Regions from separate parts of the Homo sapiens genome. Here all the other regions are linked to region 5. Evidence: chromatin contacts called from ENCODE Hi-C or POLR2A ChIA-PET data. All regions are on one chromosome and are shown on one strand. Each heading gives the region's core, a stretch centred on a gene start or an enhancer-like site at or near the end of the contact. The rest is flanking DNA. Distances are from core to core; before and after follow the strand shown. Region 1 holds the start of PIGX (phosphatidylinositol glycan anchor biosynthesis class X). Region 2 overlaps XXYLT1 (xyloside xylosyltransferase 1). Region 3 holds the start of XXYLT1-AS2 (XXYLT1 antisense RNA 2). Region 4 holds the start of UBXN7 (UBX domain protein 7). Region 5 holds the start of TNK2 (tyrosine kinase non receptor 2).

Region 1 (2,701 bases), core at 125-2,624, 800 kb after region 5:
TTTGATGTTAGTAAACTACAACCTACGGGGCACATATAAACTCCACACACTGAAGCAATGGCTGTACTCGTCAAAGATGTATGCAGTTGGTACTCAAATAATGTAGTTTTTTTTTTACTAGACTCTTTTTAAAATTTAACTTTAATTTTTGCTAAAGTAATGTTTGTATTTGGAATATAAAATAATTCTATGAGGCTTATAACAACAAACTATCGTCCTTGGCCCTACTCCTCTTCATAGGGAGCCAGACTGAATTTTAAAAGGCATATCTTCCAAAATTTCTCTCTCCATTTCTTAAGAAACATGCTTATACTACCATTTTCAGTTTTTTTTTTTCTTTTGAAACAGAGTCTCCCTCTGTCGCCTAGGCTGCAGTGCAGTGGCGTGATCTCCCCTCGCTGCAACCTCCGCCTCCTGGGTTCAAGCGATTCTCGTGCCTCAGCCTCCCGAGTAGCTGGAATTACAGGTGCCTACCACCATGCCCAGCTAATCTTTGTATTTTCAGTAGAGACGGGGTTTCGCCATCTTGGCCAGGCTGGTCTCGAACTCCTGACCTCAGGTGATTCGCCCAAAGTGCTGGGGCTATAGGCGTGAGCCACCTGCCCGGCTATTTTCAGTTTTGGATAGTATGTTTTGACATACACTCTGTTTCCTCTTTGAGACACCCGCTCTAGAGCCCTCTATTCCACTCCAAGCCGCCTGGATGCTCTCTTGGCCTGCTTACAGATTCCACTCTGTTTAGGAAGAAGGACGGCACGTTTATCCAATTATTCTTCCTGGACACGAATACTCCTCTCCCCAGAGATCAGTAACTGCCCACAATCTTGTTAGGAAGCCCCACAGCACCTAAGGGTACGAATGTCCCCAAAGAGTAGACGATTCTCTCCCTACTCACGTCTCCACTAGTGCAAGGCTGGCTTTCTTACCCTTAGAGGAATACAGAAATGACATCGTCTGCAGGCCAACGTCTAAACAACCAGGAGTGGGTTTTTCCACCCAACCGCAGTGCACGCAAAGCCCCTAAGCCGACTGTGAGACCGGGCGGAGCCTGGCGCTGCAGGAAGAGGCGACAGCCACAGCCCTACTGACGAGCCCGAGGGGTGAACTCCCCGGCGGGAGGCCCGAACCCTCAAACACCGGGAAGCGGAGGTGGGGGCCGGCTGGGGGACCGGTCCACCGGCTCCCACCTCGGCGTACAGGGATTCCAGGTCCCGGCGAGCGCTGGCCTAGCGGTTTCCACAGCGACAGGCCGGGCGCGCGTCCCCGCGCGTGCGCAGCTCCTCGCCCGCCCCCGGGTGGGCGGAGCAAGGAACAGCTGGGCGGGGACGACCGCCCCACGCCGCGCGGGAACCCTTGGGGGCCGGGGCTGCAGGCAGCTGGGAACCGCGGGCGCTAGGCGCGCGCACCCAGCACTCGGTCCCAGCCGATAAATCTGGGGCAGCGCGCGGTAGGAGCTGCGGGCGGCCAGGCCCCTTCCTGCGTCCGCACCTGGCCCCGCGCGCCCCTCTCGGGCGTCCGGCTTCCGGCGTCCTGGCGGCTCGGGTGGCGGCGGTTCGGGCGGCCGCCTGGCTGCTCCTCGGGGCGGCGACCGGGCTCACGCGCGGGCCCGCCGCGGCCTTCACCGCCGCGCGCTCTGACGCCGGTAAGGGGGGCGGGGCTTGGGGGGCCAGAGCGTGGGAGCGGTCCCGGCTCCCGGGCCTCTCGGCGGGTTGCGGGGATGTGGGGACCCGGCGCGGGACCTAGATCAGTAGGGCGAGCCGGAGGAGGTCAGACACTAGAGCCGTGTGCCCTCCTTCCCTCCCGTGCGCTTTGCTCTGCGGCGGATCCCGGGTCTCCGGGAGAGTCGGGCTCGGGCCCTGCGGTTCCCAGGCTGGACTGGCCGCCCTGTTACTAAAGTTCTGAGAAGGAAAGTCAGCCGTCAAGCGTCTTGGGATGCTCTTGAGCTGCACGAAGCTTCTGATCACCAAGGGGCCAGGCAAGGCCTTAGCGCCCTGTGAGGCCTGAGAATCCCCAAACTGAATGTAGGACTCCGTGGCAAACTGCTAGTTGTTCGTGCAAGTAGTAGTTGGCAAACTGCTTGTACTACTGAGACGGGCAAGTGCGGGAATAATTACAATAAAGGGTAAGGTTTGATGGGAGGAAAGCACAAACCCTACAAGTTTCTCCATCTGTAAAATGAGGATGTTTCTGTCATCCTTGGTATCATTTAGATCCGTTTAGTATCTGTCAATCAGTGCAGTTCTGCTTGTGTGTTTACATATTGGGTTTTCAAGTTTATCTAAACAAAGGATTATGAGGCCAAGAAGATTTTTTTTTTGAGATGGAGTCTCACTCTGTTGCCAGGCTGGAGTGCAATGGCGCGATCTCGGCTCACTGCAACCTCCGCCTTTCCCAAGTTCAAGCAATTCTTCTGCTTCAGCCTCCCAAGTAGCTGGGATTATTACAGGTGCCCGCCACCATGCCCAGCTAATTTTTTGTATTTTTAGTAGAGACGGGGTTTCGCCGTATTGGTCAAGCTGGTCTTGAACTCCTGACCTCAGGTGGTCCACCCTCCTCAGCCTCCCAAAGTGCCAGGATTACAGGTGTGAACTACCATGCTCGGCCAGAAGAATTTTTAAACAGTTGGATTTGGTAATCTGTAGAGGCTTCCAACGTTAGCATTTTATAATTGAAAAGGGGTCAAAATTAGCGGGGCGTGATG
Region 2 (2,700 bases), core at 6-2,505, 700 kb before region 5:
GATTCTATTCACTAGAAGCATGTCAATAAGTCCAGCCTACATCAAGGGACAGGGACCCACCAGGGCACGACTCCTAGGAGGCAGGGATGACCGGGGGCCGTGTTAGAGGCTGCCCACCACATACCCCAACAGAGGTGGTATTTGGATGACACCTATTCCTTTCTTTTTTGTATGACAGGTGTTTGTACATTTATGTAAATGTCCAATTCCCCAACTAGAAAGTGAAGTTGTGAGGGCAAACCGCACATCTGACTCACATCTGTTCCCCTCCCCTCCTGTGCCTAGCACAGCACAGCATCCAGTCTCGGTGTCAGCTCTATATCTGAGAGTGGCAGTCAGCCCACCTGCCCACTGCCCACACGCCTGCCGAAGAGGCCCAGCTGGCTGCGTGTGGCACCACATGGTCCCACCTGCTCTGGTCCTGGCTGACTGGACCAACCACAACAAAAAAAATGAACAACGTATGACCTGCAGGCTGGCCTATGGGAAAATACCAAGAGACAACGCTCGTGACGGGAAAGTCACAACAAAGGCCATGCAAGCTTCAGTTCTGCAGGAACAGAAAAGCACATTTTTAGAAGGCAGCTGTAGAGAGGAGAAAATAAAGAAGTGTAGACAGAAACAATTATTCCATTAGAGAAAGAGAGAGAAGAAATCACCAAAAGATGGGTCCCAGAGCTACCCCTAATAAACCCTCTGTCACTGAGCTGAGCTGCATGAGTCCCACTTTCTCACGGGGGAGCGAGGTGAGGGAAAAGGAAGGGCAGACAAAGAGCGTCCAGAGTCCCCGGGAGGTCACTGGGCGAGGGCCACGACACCCAGCAGGGGGCTTGCAAGAGGAGTTTCCTTGAGGTTAGCTCCCAAATCAGCTCACAATCAGAAGCTCACTCCCATCCTAGGTGCCGTGAATTCTCCAAATTTCACAGGTCTGTGATTAAGGACTATGACAAACCTTATTATGTGATCAATGATGCTTTAAAAGAAAAAATACTGTACCTGACTCCCCCAACCCAAGACAGAAGGGAAGCCATCGCCCACCTCCCCTTACGTGGCTCACTCGCCTCTCAGGGGGAAGCTATCTCCCAGAGTGTAAGATGCCAGTGGGGTTAGGACAGGAACCGGCTCACCCTGTTAAGAAGCCAGTCCTCACTAGGGCAAGAAGCCTGTATGGAGGACAGACAGAGGAAGTGCAAAAGCCAAGGGTTAAGGCAGAGGAGACCTACGCCAGGTCCCCGGAGACAAGCCGCTCTCAAACTGTCTTGTCATCGAGTGCCACACCCGCTGGACCCCACTCACGTGGTGGAGTCACTCCGCTGCTGCGTGCTCCTGTCCACACAGGGTGGGAATCCTCCTCACCCCCTCGGCCCCATCAAGGGCTTTCAGATTTTACAGAAACGTTCCGGCTCTTGCCATCTCAGCCACATCAGGCCCGACTTAGGACCCTCTGGGACCTTTACAACCCCAGAGGTCAGTGTCAGGCAGCCCCACCGAAGCCGCACACTTGGGCCCTCCTGACAGGCAGAGCCGGTGACAGGGCTCGGGCGAGGCCTTCAAGCCAGAACGGAGAGCTCAGCAAGCCCAGGCAGTGGGACGGCAGAGTGTGGGTCTGAACCAGAGAAAAAGGCTGCAGCACAGGAGGGATGACCGGGGAGCAGCAGGAACGCTGACCAGGAAAACCCGCCAGGCAAGGGGAGGCCGGGCCCACACCCTGCAGCCCACTCTCTCTGGAGGCCCAGCTATCGCCCGGAATATTCCAAAGGCTATCCAGAAGCCAGAGTAAGGGGACAGAAAACGGAAAAGCAGGCCCGAGACTCCGTCCAAGGCGGCTGACCAGCAGGACCTGGCCATCAGCAACTACACACAGGACTTGAGTACAGAAATGAGTCTTCTCCAGCCAGGGACAGTGCACAAAGTTCGGGACAAAGAGAAGACGCTCAGCAGAGTCAGCCCCAGAGGCGGCTTGGCAAACACACCAGAGGGACACACAGGGATCTGACACCATCTGGGCAGCAGCAGCTGCAGTCCAGGCTGAGGCCCCGGCCGCCCGCACACCCTGGCCCAGAATGCCTGCTCGGCCCCTCCCCCAGCCTTCACCCCAAGCCTTCAAGGCTAACCTCTCCTCATCCTCCTCAAAGCTTCCTCTCTGTGCCCTGACAGAACTGACAGCACCTGGTGCATTCTCCGTGCAAACAACCCCCACACCCCGCTGAAGTCAGGACAGGACAGGACGCTGCTCTGCTGACCTCTCGCCTCTTGCTCCCTGTGTGACACCCACTCACTTGGGGTCCCTCCACCAACCGGAAGGTGAGCTCCCCAAGGGCAGGACTGCTGTCGTGCCCCAGTGCCCTGAACACAGTGGGCAGGAGGACGGACTCCTCATGGGTGAGGCGAGGCCCAGAAAAAAGTTGGCTGACGTCCTGGCAAGAAGTAATAAGAGCCAGCTGATGCCTTTGACCGATAGCCAAGAATTTAAAAGAAGATCTTGACAAATTAAAAGACAGAATCTAATGAAGGGGACCAAAACGGGAAATATTACTGTTCAACCAATTTGGCAACTATTTTCATTAGCTTAGAAAGAGCTTCTGGCATTAAATTAGTAGAAAATGGTCTCTACCACGTTACTATTTTTAGCATTTTATGACAAATTTGCTCAGCTGTCCCTCTTCAGAATAAGAGAACCGAAATGCCTCAAATTTGCTC
Region 3 (2,700 bases), core at 10-2,509, 760 kb before region 5:
TTGCAAAGCCAAACACCACTCCGAGAGACTTTTCAGAGGAAAGAAGGGAATGTGATACCCACTTCTTAGCATTTTGAAGGCAGAACTCCATTTTTGTTTGTTTGGTTTCTTTTTTTAGAGACAGGGTCTCGCTATGTTGCCCAGGCTGGAGTGCATGGCTAGTCACAGGCGTAATCCCATTACTAATCAGCACAGGAGTTTTAACCTGCTTCATTTCCAGCCTGGGCTGCTTCATCCCTTCCTAGGCAACTTGGTGGTCCCCCGTTCCCAGGAGGTCACCAAGTTGATGCCAAACTTAGTGCAGACACCCACAGAATTCCTGGGCTTAAGTGACCCCCCTGCCTCAGCCTTCCAAGTAGCTGGAACTACAGGTGCAGGCTACCATGCCCAGCTGAAGGCAGAATATTAAGCTGAGGGAGAGGTGAGCCACTCAGTAAAATTTACAGTTCCTACAGCAAAAAGTCTATGTATCTTGTCCATGGGATATCTCTAAACAGCAGTACTGACTCAGTGTTGACACCGCAGGCATTTGCGTTTTCATTAAGTTTTATCTACCCTATCTCCCTCACGTTATATCTTCCTTGAAAGCAAGAGGCATGTCTTCTACTTCGTAATTCCTCATGGGACCAATCCTATGGCTCACACACACAATGAGCCAAATAAAAAACTGAGAATAGGCTGGGCATGGTGACTCACACCTGTAATCCCAGCACTTTGGGAAGCCCAGGCAGGTGGATCACCTGAGGTCAGGAGTTCGAGACCAGCCTGGCCAACATGATGAAACCCTGTCTCTACTAAAAATACAAAAATTAGCCAGGCATGGTGGTCAGCGCCTGTAATCTCAGCTACTTGGGAGGCTGAGGCAGGAGAATCGCTTGAACCCGGGAGGCGGAGGTTGCAGTGAGCCAAGATCACACCACTGCACTCCAGCCTGGGCGACAAGAAAGAAACTATGTCTCAAACAAACAAACTGAGAATAACAAACTTTCCCATGGACTGTCTTTACAAACAAAAACTGAATGTGAAAGTAACTTCTCTAAGACCAGTAATGGGACTACAGAGCCTGACTTAGCAGCTGGCCAGCACCGCGGAGGAAACGCCCTCTGACTACACATCTGTTCCTGCATTCACTCAACAAACATCGAAGTGCCTGGCATTGGTCTGCACGGCATAAACAGAACAGAAGGGCTGCCTCCCAGTCCCACCCCTTCCACGCATTCACTTCCTCACTCATTCTTTCAGGAGACACCTGTGTCAGGCACGACGTGGTGAACTTTTAAAAACGGATTCAGTAGTACCAAAATACTCATAATGTGCAGACAGACAAAAGAACTGGAAGGAGTCGTGTTTTCAGACACAGGAAGCTTTTCACGTGCTCCACCTGGACCTCATCTCTCAGCCTCACACTCCGATCTTCAGCAGCCCCCGCTATGCGCCCGAGTCTTGGGACGTCATCCCGGAGCTCCTAGCCTGCCCGGGAGGCAGAGCCATCAGGTAAGAGACGGTCACAATGACAGCAACACAATCCCGCTTGGGTTCTCTGTACAGAGTTTTCCTTTTAAAATACCTTTTCCACTGATGTTATTTAAAAATAACAACCTCAGAGTAGACTTCTGATCTCTACCACAGGGCAGGTACATCCCTCCCTTTTTATGAGTAATTCCTGCAGGGGTTATAGCACGGCCTCCAGGTCACACGGGCTACACAAAAACACTTAGCCCAGTTTTCTAACTCCCAGGGAGTGAAGGAATCACTATTTTAAAAGGTGGCAAGCTTTTTTCTCCTTTACTCAGATTTAACTCTGATAGAAACTGACAGGCTCAATCTTGGTTAATTTTTTTTTTTTAAACACGAGAACAAGGTTCAAGAAATTCATCTTCAGGTGTCAGAGAGACGAAAAGAACCCAATAGCTTTTATCTTCAAGTCCTACATTTATGCATCTCGTAATGAGGGTGATGGCTGGTTCCCTTACAACGGAGGGCTTCATGCCTAGTGAACAACGGACCTGAATTTATATCAGCCATAAAGCCTTCCAGACGTGACGGTCACGCTAACATCCTGACATGAGGCAATCTGCAGAGAGATGGAAAGTGTGCTTGGCTAGAGGTTAGTGCTGCCTCTCTCTATTTTCTTCCCTTGTACCAACTGATTTCAGACTGAGGAACTTGAAGACAGAGTGACACTATGAGCTCATATAACTCTCCTCAGCTCTAAACTCGGCCACAGCAGATGTGTTTTTAAGAAACTAATAGACTGAAAATGACATTTACAGACGAAATGCTGTGACGACTGAGATTCGTTTCAAAATAATCAGGGGAAGAGGAAAAGTGGGTGGGAGGAGACATAAAACAAAGATTGGCTAAGGGCTGATAGTTATTGAGGCTGCATGGATATTATAATATTGGGGCATCCAGAAATATTACATGATGCTTTCTACTTTTGTATATGTTGAAAGGTTTTCATAGTAAAAAGAAAAATCATACCAAGAGACCAGCAACATTTATCAAAGAAGGCTGACTTAGGTATAAGGATGGTCAAGATACACTGTTAAGTGAACAAAAAAAGATGTACAAAGGTATAGAGAGTTTATTTACATATACACACACACACCCCCTGATAAAAATATAGAAAATTTCTGGAAAAATAATAACCTCCATATGCTATTCAAAACAAAAATGTATCACTTTTTAATGATGAGT
Region 4 (2,700 bases), core at 12-2,511, 520 kb after region 5:
TAACAGTGGAAACATTCTCCGCATCTAACAAATTACGAGATAAAGTATAGATCCGTTGAGAGGGAACTAACATTCTGACCTCCTTCCAAAACGACAAACTAGAACGGCAAAATTACACTCAGGCACATTGGAGTACTCTTCTCTCAAATCACTCCACAGAGAACTTCATCATTTGCTCCGCCCTCTAATAACTCATGCAAGAAAAGTTCAGCACCATCAGAGAGAAACAAGACAGAGAGAATTCATAGAATGGCTTTAGGGCCTTTCCTCCAGGCGGTAAGAGGATCTGCGTGTGTCCTTCGCAGGGGTCCAAAGGGAGAGAACCTAGGCCTAGGGTTTCGGGGATACCGACACCCAGAAACAGATTTTCTCTCAAAGAAGTTTCTGCCGCCATCCCTATCTTATCAGCAGGAGGCCCCGGCGCCATCGTCTCCGTCTTTATGATTTTATTATGGGGAGGTGGGAAACGCCACCCTGGATTCTTCCAGGCCTCCCCTATTCAGCTTGGGGGTTCCCCCTCATTCTTCCCTCAAAGCCTCAGTCCCTGAGGTCCTCCTCAGCACCCCCCGCTTCTGGCGGCCTGTCCCCCGTGAAGTGTAAAGGCACGGCCGAACCCACCGGCCTTGCCGTGAAGGCGGGAGGGCCCGAACCCGCCAGGGCCACGGCGATGGCTCCGAGGGGCCCAGAAAGGGGAAGGGCAGGCCGGGGACCGGGGCAGAATGACCTGGCCGGGGAAGAAAGGAAAAAAGGAGGTGAGGAGATGCACCGCACCGCAGGGCTGCACAGAGAAGGGAAGATGATGAAGGAGGAGGAGGAGGGCGGTGGCCCGGGTGCGGCCCCCTACTCCTCCCGCCCCCGGGTCCCCGGGCCGGCGGGGGCGGACGGACTCGGCCCATTCCCAGGTCTGGGCTGGCGGGGGGTTGGGGGATCTCCCTCCACGCTACTAGGAGACAGAGAACGAGGGTATCGGGAGCGGGGGGGGGCTGTCTCCCGCCTGAACCCGGAGACCCCGACGCCGTCGTCGCCTCTTCCTCAGGAGGGAGGACGGCAGCTGTGGGTAAAGCCCGAAGGAGGAATGCCTGAAGGTAAGGGGAAGCCCGGGGCAGACCCGCTGCCCGCTCCGGACCCCACTCTCCACCTTCCGGTAACCGCGTCTCTTACCGGTAATGGTGGTGAACTGTTGAATTAACCCCTTCAGCGCCGAGGACGCCGCGGAGCCCCCGTGGGCAGCCATCTTACCGCCGCCGCCGCCGCCGAACAACAACACAGACACACACGGACTGCCCTCCCCCACTTCGCCGTGCGGTGTGCGCAGGCGCATTGACCGCCCCTCGAGCCCCGCCCCTCCCGTCCCCAGCGGTCTGCGCAGGCGCATTTTCCGACCGGGCCCGCGCGCTCCCAGCTCTCGGGTTGGCTGCTCGGTTGCTGCCTGCTCAGTGCATCCTTTTTGCCATTGCTGGTGCCTTCCTCTCCGGGCTCCAAGGCTAGCCTCGCAGGCGCGGTGTCGATTCCTAGATTCCGAAGGAAGCTTCGGTCTCGGCAGATAGTTCTTCGCATTTCAGCTTCGCAAGCTTTATTGACAGAGCCAACTGCCGATGACAGCATTTTTCTGTTTTGCGGTTGTACCGCACTCTATTAGGTTTCCTGCAGGTCCCATCAAAATGCAAACCCTACCTCCTCGCTTTGAAGCGACTCTCCCCGTACTCGCCCCCCAGCCTCTAAACTAATGGCTTAGCTAACCGATTGCGACGAGTGAAATACCAGAACCCTTCATGCCAAAGAAAGCACTTAGCGCGGGGTTGCCACCCAGTAGGTTTTCATAAACGATTGTTTAGTCTGCTTTCCTTAAATAAATTGGCCATCACGTCTCCCGTTAGGGTCTTAATGAGACCCCAAGAGGCGTCATTTGTATAAAAAGAAACTCTGTATATGCAGTAGAGGAAAGAAAACATATAGAAAGGAGACTGGAAAAGTGTGCTCAAAACGCTGGTAACGGTTACCTCCAGAGAAGAGAACGATCGGGACGATGGTCAAAGCGGACCTTACTTCGAGTTTCTTATTTATCTTTTTATTTTTAAACAAACATTATTGGCCGGGCGCGGTGGCTCATGACTGTAATCCCAGCACTTTGGAAGGCCGAGGTGGGAGAATCGCTTGAGGCAAGGAGTTCGAGACCAGACTGGGAAATATATCAAGAATCCATCTCAAAAAAAAAAAAAAAAAAAAGATATTCGTGTGTTCCTTGAATAATTTTAAGTATTTTGCAAAACAGTTACATGAGTGGGGTGCGCTCAAATCCAATAATCCCCCACCTTGCCCATAAAGTTAAAAGAGATTCCAAGTGATTCCGTTTGTTTTAGCCTCCCACCTTCCAACCTCCACCCACATATTTTGCATCTTCATAGGAAAATGGCCCAATAAAAGATGGGATGAGCTGTCTGAAGAATTGACACATCCTAAGAGTAAACATGCTATTGGGGAGAATTAAGAAAGAGCCATGTCAAATCAAGGGGTATAGTTTTTTGTTTTGTTTTGTTTGACAGGGAGTCTCGCTCTGTCGCCCAGGCTGGAGTGCAGTGGTGCAATCTCAGTTTACTGAAAGCTCCGCCTCCCGGGTTCAAGCGATTCTCCTGCCTCAGCCTCCCAAGTAGCTGGGATTACAGGCACACGCCACCACGCCTGGCTAATTTTTGTATTTTT
Region 5 (2,700 bases), core at 11-2,510:
AGCTGACAGGCGGGTTTGAGTTTGTCTGAGGAGCGGGCTAACCGGCTCCTCCAGCAGCTGCTACCTCCAGCACCACTCCCTCTGCCCCCAGAGGAGAGCACCCAGTCTGGTTCGGGACAGGGGTCTGGGTCCATCTGACTCACAGCCACACCTCGGGCTGGGGCAGAGGAGGGTCCTCTAGCTAAGGCCCTGGGCAAGCAGCAACCCTGCACCCATCCCCACCCAGGGGCAGGGGAAGCAAGCACCTGACAGTGCCAGGTAAGAGGCGAACAGCTCTAGGAGAGTAAGGCCCACAAGCAGCCCGCCAAGCCCCCTGGGGGCACGAGGCGGAATGAGTAGGTCTGGCACTCAGGCCACGAGGGAGTCAACAAGCCAAATACAGCCCCCACCCTTGGCCCCTACAAGCCCTACCTCTAGACTGGGCTGGGAGCTCCTGTCCTGACAGGTGCAGAGCCCATGATACCACAGCGGCCCATCTGCAAACCTCCCCAGGGTGGGGCCACAGAGGCAGCCCAGAGCCCTGGGGTGCAAGTGCACCCTCCTCTCCCGCCCCTCTAACGCTGGGTCGTCCCACCCAGAGACGAGAGGGCTCACCAGTTGCTCTCCCTCCTTCCGCCCACTAATCATCCTTGGCTCTGGGCCCTCAGGGTAAATCAGCTGTGACAGGACGGCGTGGCAGAAGCGGGCCAGGCTCGTGCCGTACCCAAGCCACTAGCTGTCACACTCATCTCAGCTCACGTGACCAACAGGGTTACAAGATAAGGTTCTGTTAATCCCACGCTGCCCTCTTCCCTTCTGTGGGACGTGTTTTGAGGACTTGTGTGTTGACTGCACCATGCAGAGCATATAGCATGGAGGCACCCCTACTGCCATCGGGGGGCAGGTGGAGGGGGGACCGTCCTGCAGCTCCTCCCTGGGGCTACCCCTCTCTTCCCTCTGCACAGACCTGGCAGCCACCCAGACGTCCCGCCTGCTGCCTAGACTCTAAGAAGATGCCCTATCACTCCAATTACCATACACAGTACTGGCGGGGGAGAGGTCCTGCCTTGCCGCTGAAAACTGCACTGCTTCCTCCCTCCAGGGATGAAAGGCCAAAAGAACGAGGGCAGTGTGGAGTCTACGCTCTCGCCAGGGACCTGCAGCCTCTCACTTCCAAGCACACCAACTCCAGCTAACAGGACTGGGCTTCCTTACCTGCCGCCTTCCGCTGCCTCCCCGCAGACACAGCTTCAGCGACGCCCAGGCTGAGACGGCAGAAGAGGTTCCCGCCGGCCGCGGCCTGCCCTCAGGCAGTGGCTCCCAGAGCTCAGCGGTTCCCCGCACTCTTCTGCGCCCGACTCCCCATGCCCCTACATCCTGCGTCCCCTTCAGCCCCGGAGGTACCGTGGGGCCCGGGCCTGCCAGTCACCACCTCCTCCTCCGCCGGCGCCTCCGGGTCCTGAGCCCCTCGCCGGGTCCCTCTCCCTCCTGGGGCTCCTTCCCGTTCAGGTAGGTTTCCTGGACAGCCCGCACCACCTGTCCCTCCTGCACCCCGGGCAGCCAATTCGCCTCTTGCACCCCCAGGCGCCCCTCCCCCGCAGGCCCCCGGGGCCCCACCGGCCGGGCCCTCCCCACCAGCTCGGGGCGGCTTCGGGGCGCCGGGGCCGCTCCCAGGACCACCGCCTCCCGCCCGACGCTCTCCCACTGCCGCTCCCCCAGTTCGCCGGAACTTTCCGGCCCCTCCCTGCGCTCGCGGGGGCCTTCCCCGGACTCGGACGCCGGTTCGGGCTGCTGCAGCAGCCTCCGCGGGCTCCCCTCCCCGCGCTCCTGCACCCCGGCCCGGGCCTCGCCGCGCTCCTGCACTGCGGGGCTGCCTCCGCCCTTCTCCTGGTGCTGCCCGCGGGGCCCCAGCCCCTCCTCCTGCGCCACAGGCCAGCCCGCCGAGCCCGTCCACCACGGCGGGCGCCCCCAGCCCGCGCCGTCCGGCGGCCCCCACACCACCCCCCGGCTGGGCTCGTGGCCGCGGCCGCCGCGCTCCTGCAGCCCCGGGCCCACCCCGCCCTCCTCCTGCACCGCCGGGCCCACCCCGCCCCGCTCCTCCACGCCGAGCTTCAGCCCGCGGAGCTGCTGCGGGCCCCAGCTGAGAACCCCTACGCGCTGCGGCTGCTGCTCCGGCAGCGCAGGGCTCAGCCCGCCGCGCTCCTCCTGCGCGACCCGCCGGGGGCCCCCGACCGGCTCGGCCCAGCGCACTCGCTTGCCCCCCAGAGGCCGCGCGCTCCCACCCCTCCAGATGGTGCTGCCCTCGGCGCCCGCTCACACCGCCCGCCCGCCCCGGCCCTCCCCTCCCGCCCCGGGCCGCCCCCGAGTCCCGCGCCCGCCTCCCCGCCCTCGCCTCCGGGCGTCAACGTCGGCCCGCCGGGCGCCCGCCCCGCGCCGGCCCCCGCAGGTGAGCGCCCGCCCGCCGTCCCTCCTGCCGAGCGCCCCGAGCCCGCCTGCGCCTGCGCCTGCGCCGCCCCGGGGTGGGGGGTGGGGGGGAGTCGGCCCGCCCTCTTAAAGGGCCCGGCCTCATCGCTCCTCCCCCGGCTCCTCCCCCAGCCTCCGGGGCCCTACCCCGCTCTCCCCGACTCCCCCGGGCCCGGCCTGCGCCTTCCTGCGGTGCCGAGGAGCGGTGGCGCCCTGGGTGAAGAAGTCCCGCCGAGTCGAGGGGCGCAATGGAGGAGC

What was found. Hi-C counts contacts between places; a loop is a spot of excess contacts on that map. ChIA-PET counts read pairs that join two places held with the same protein, here RNA polymerase II (POLR2A). Pooled maps may share reads with other maps.
Region 1: a loop to region 5 is called in a map of naive thymus-derived CD4-positive, alpha-beta T cell, with 7 times the contacts of the local background. The contact joins the promoter of PIGX here to the promoter of TNK2 in region 5. A Hi-C loop is called at or near these places in 1 of 168 maps with a recorded cell type or tissue (naive thymus-derived CD4-positive, alpha-beta T cell), 4 of 37 single-sample maps with no recorded cell type and 7 of 50 pooled maps.
Region 2: a loop to region 5 is called in a map with no recorded cell type, with 4 times the contacts of the local background. The contact joins the enhancer-like site here to the promoter of TNK2 in region 5. A Hi-C loop is called at or near these places in 1 of 37 single-sample maps with no recorded cell type and 2 of 50 pooled maps. POLR2A ChIA-PET finds 5 or more read pairs at or near these places in 1 of 52 experiments (Panc1).
Region 3: a loop to region 5 is called in a pooled map, with 7 times the contacts of the local background. The contact joins the promoter of XXYLT1-AS2 here to the promoter of TNK2 in region 5. A Hi-C loop is called at or near these places in 12 of 37 single-sample maps with no recorded cell type and 4 of 50 pooled maps.
Region 4: a pooled map shows a loop between it and region 5 (7-fold over the local background). The contact joins the promoter of UBXN7 here to the promoter of TNK2 in region 5. A Hi-C loop is called at or near these places in 6 of 37 single-sample maps with no recorded cell type and 9 of 50 pooled maps. POLR2A ChIA-PET finds 5 or more read pairs at or near these places in 3 of 52 experiments (GM10248, Panc1 and activated naive CD4-positive, alpha-beta T cell).

What each region holds. Positions count from the first base shown.
Region 1 is chr3:196,711,003-196,713,703 of GRCh38, forward strand. PIGX (phosphatidylinositol glycan anchor biosynthesis class X) reads left to right here and starts at 1,375. Exons shown (of 6, transcript NM_017861.4): 1 at 1,375-1,642. The coding sequence starts at 1,531. It overlaps CEP19 (centrosomal protein 19), which reads right to left and starts at 1,248. Exons shown (of 3, transcript NM_032898.5): 1 at 927-1,248. RefSeq lists silencers at 998-1,310, 1,145-1,774.
Region 2 is chr3:195,208,041-195,210,740 of GRCh38, forward strand. All of the region lies in intron 2 of XXYLT1 (xyloside xylosyltransferase 1), which reads right to left. Among named protein-coding and RNA genes, the nearest start is that of XXYLT1-AS2, 62 kb to the left of the region's middle. Within about 2 kb of position 1,256, at least 24 of the 41 ENCODE cell types and tissues checked have a DNase peak (open chromatin) inside an H3K27ac peak, as active enhancers do.
Region 3 is chr3:195,146,612-195,149,311 of GRCh38, forward strand. It overlaps XXYLT1-AS2 (XXYLT1 antisense RNA 2), which reads left to right and starts at 1,260. Exons shown (of 2, transcript NR_102711.1): 1 at 1,260-1,494. All of the region lies in intron 3 of XXYLT1 (xyloside xylosyltransferase 1), which reads right to left. LOC105374296 (a long non-coding RNA gene) reads right to left here. Exons shown (of 2, transcript XR_001741088.2): 2 at 2,660-2,700. It also overlaps the pseudogene RN7SL36P. RefSeq lists enhancers at 978-1,087, 1,328-1,377.
Region 4 is chr3:196,431,166-196,433,865 of GRCh38, forward strand. It overlaps UBXN7 (UBX domain protein 7), which reads right to left and starts at 1,262. Exons shown (of 11, transcript NM_015562.2): 1 at 1,162-1,262. The coding sequence starts at 1,234. It overlaps UBXN7-AS1 (UBXN7 antisense RNA 1), which reads left to right and starts at 220. Exons shown (of 2, transcript NR_046745.1): 1 at 220-276; 2 at 1,037-1,869. RefSeq lists enhancers at 19-793, 370-419, 794-1,567, 1,500-1,579 and silencers at 1,130-1,189, 1,210-1,459.
Region 5 is chr3:195,907,291-195,909,990 of GRCh38, forward strand. It overlaps TNK2 (tyrosine kinase non receptor 2), which reads right to left and starts at 1,261. Exons shown (of 16, transcript NM_001382273.1): 1 at 1,195-1,261. It overlaps TNK2-AS1 (TNK2 antisense RNA 1), which reads left to right and starts at 786. Exons shown (of 2, transcript NR_145450.1): 1 at 786-1,488; 2 at 2,575-2,700. RefSeq lists silencers at 1,475-1,724, 1,775-1,964, 2,015-2,664.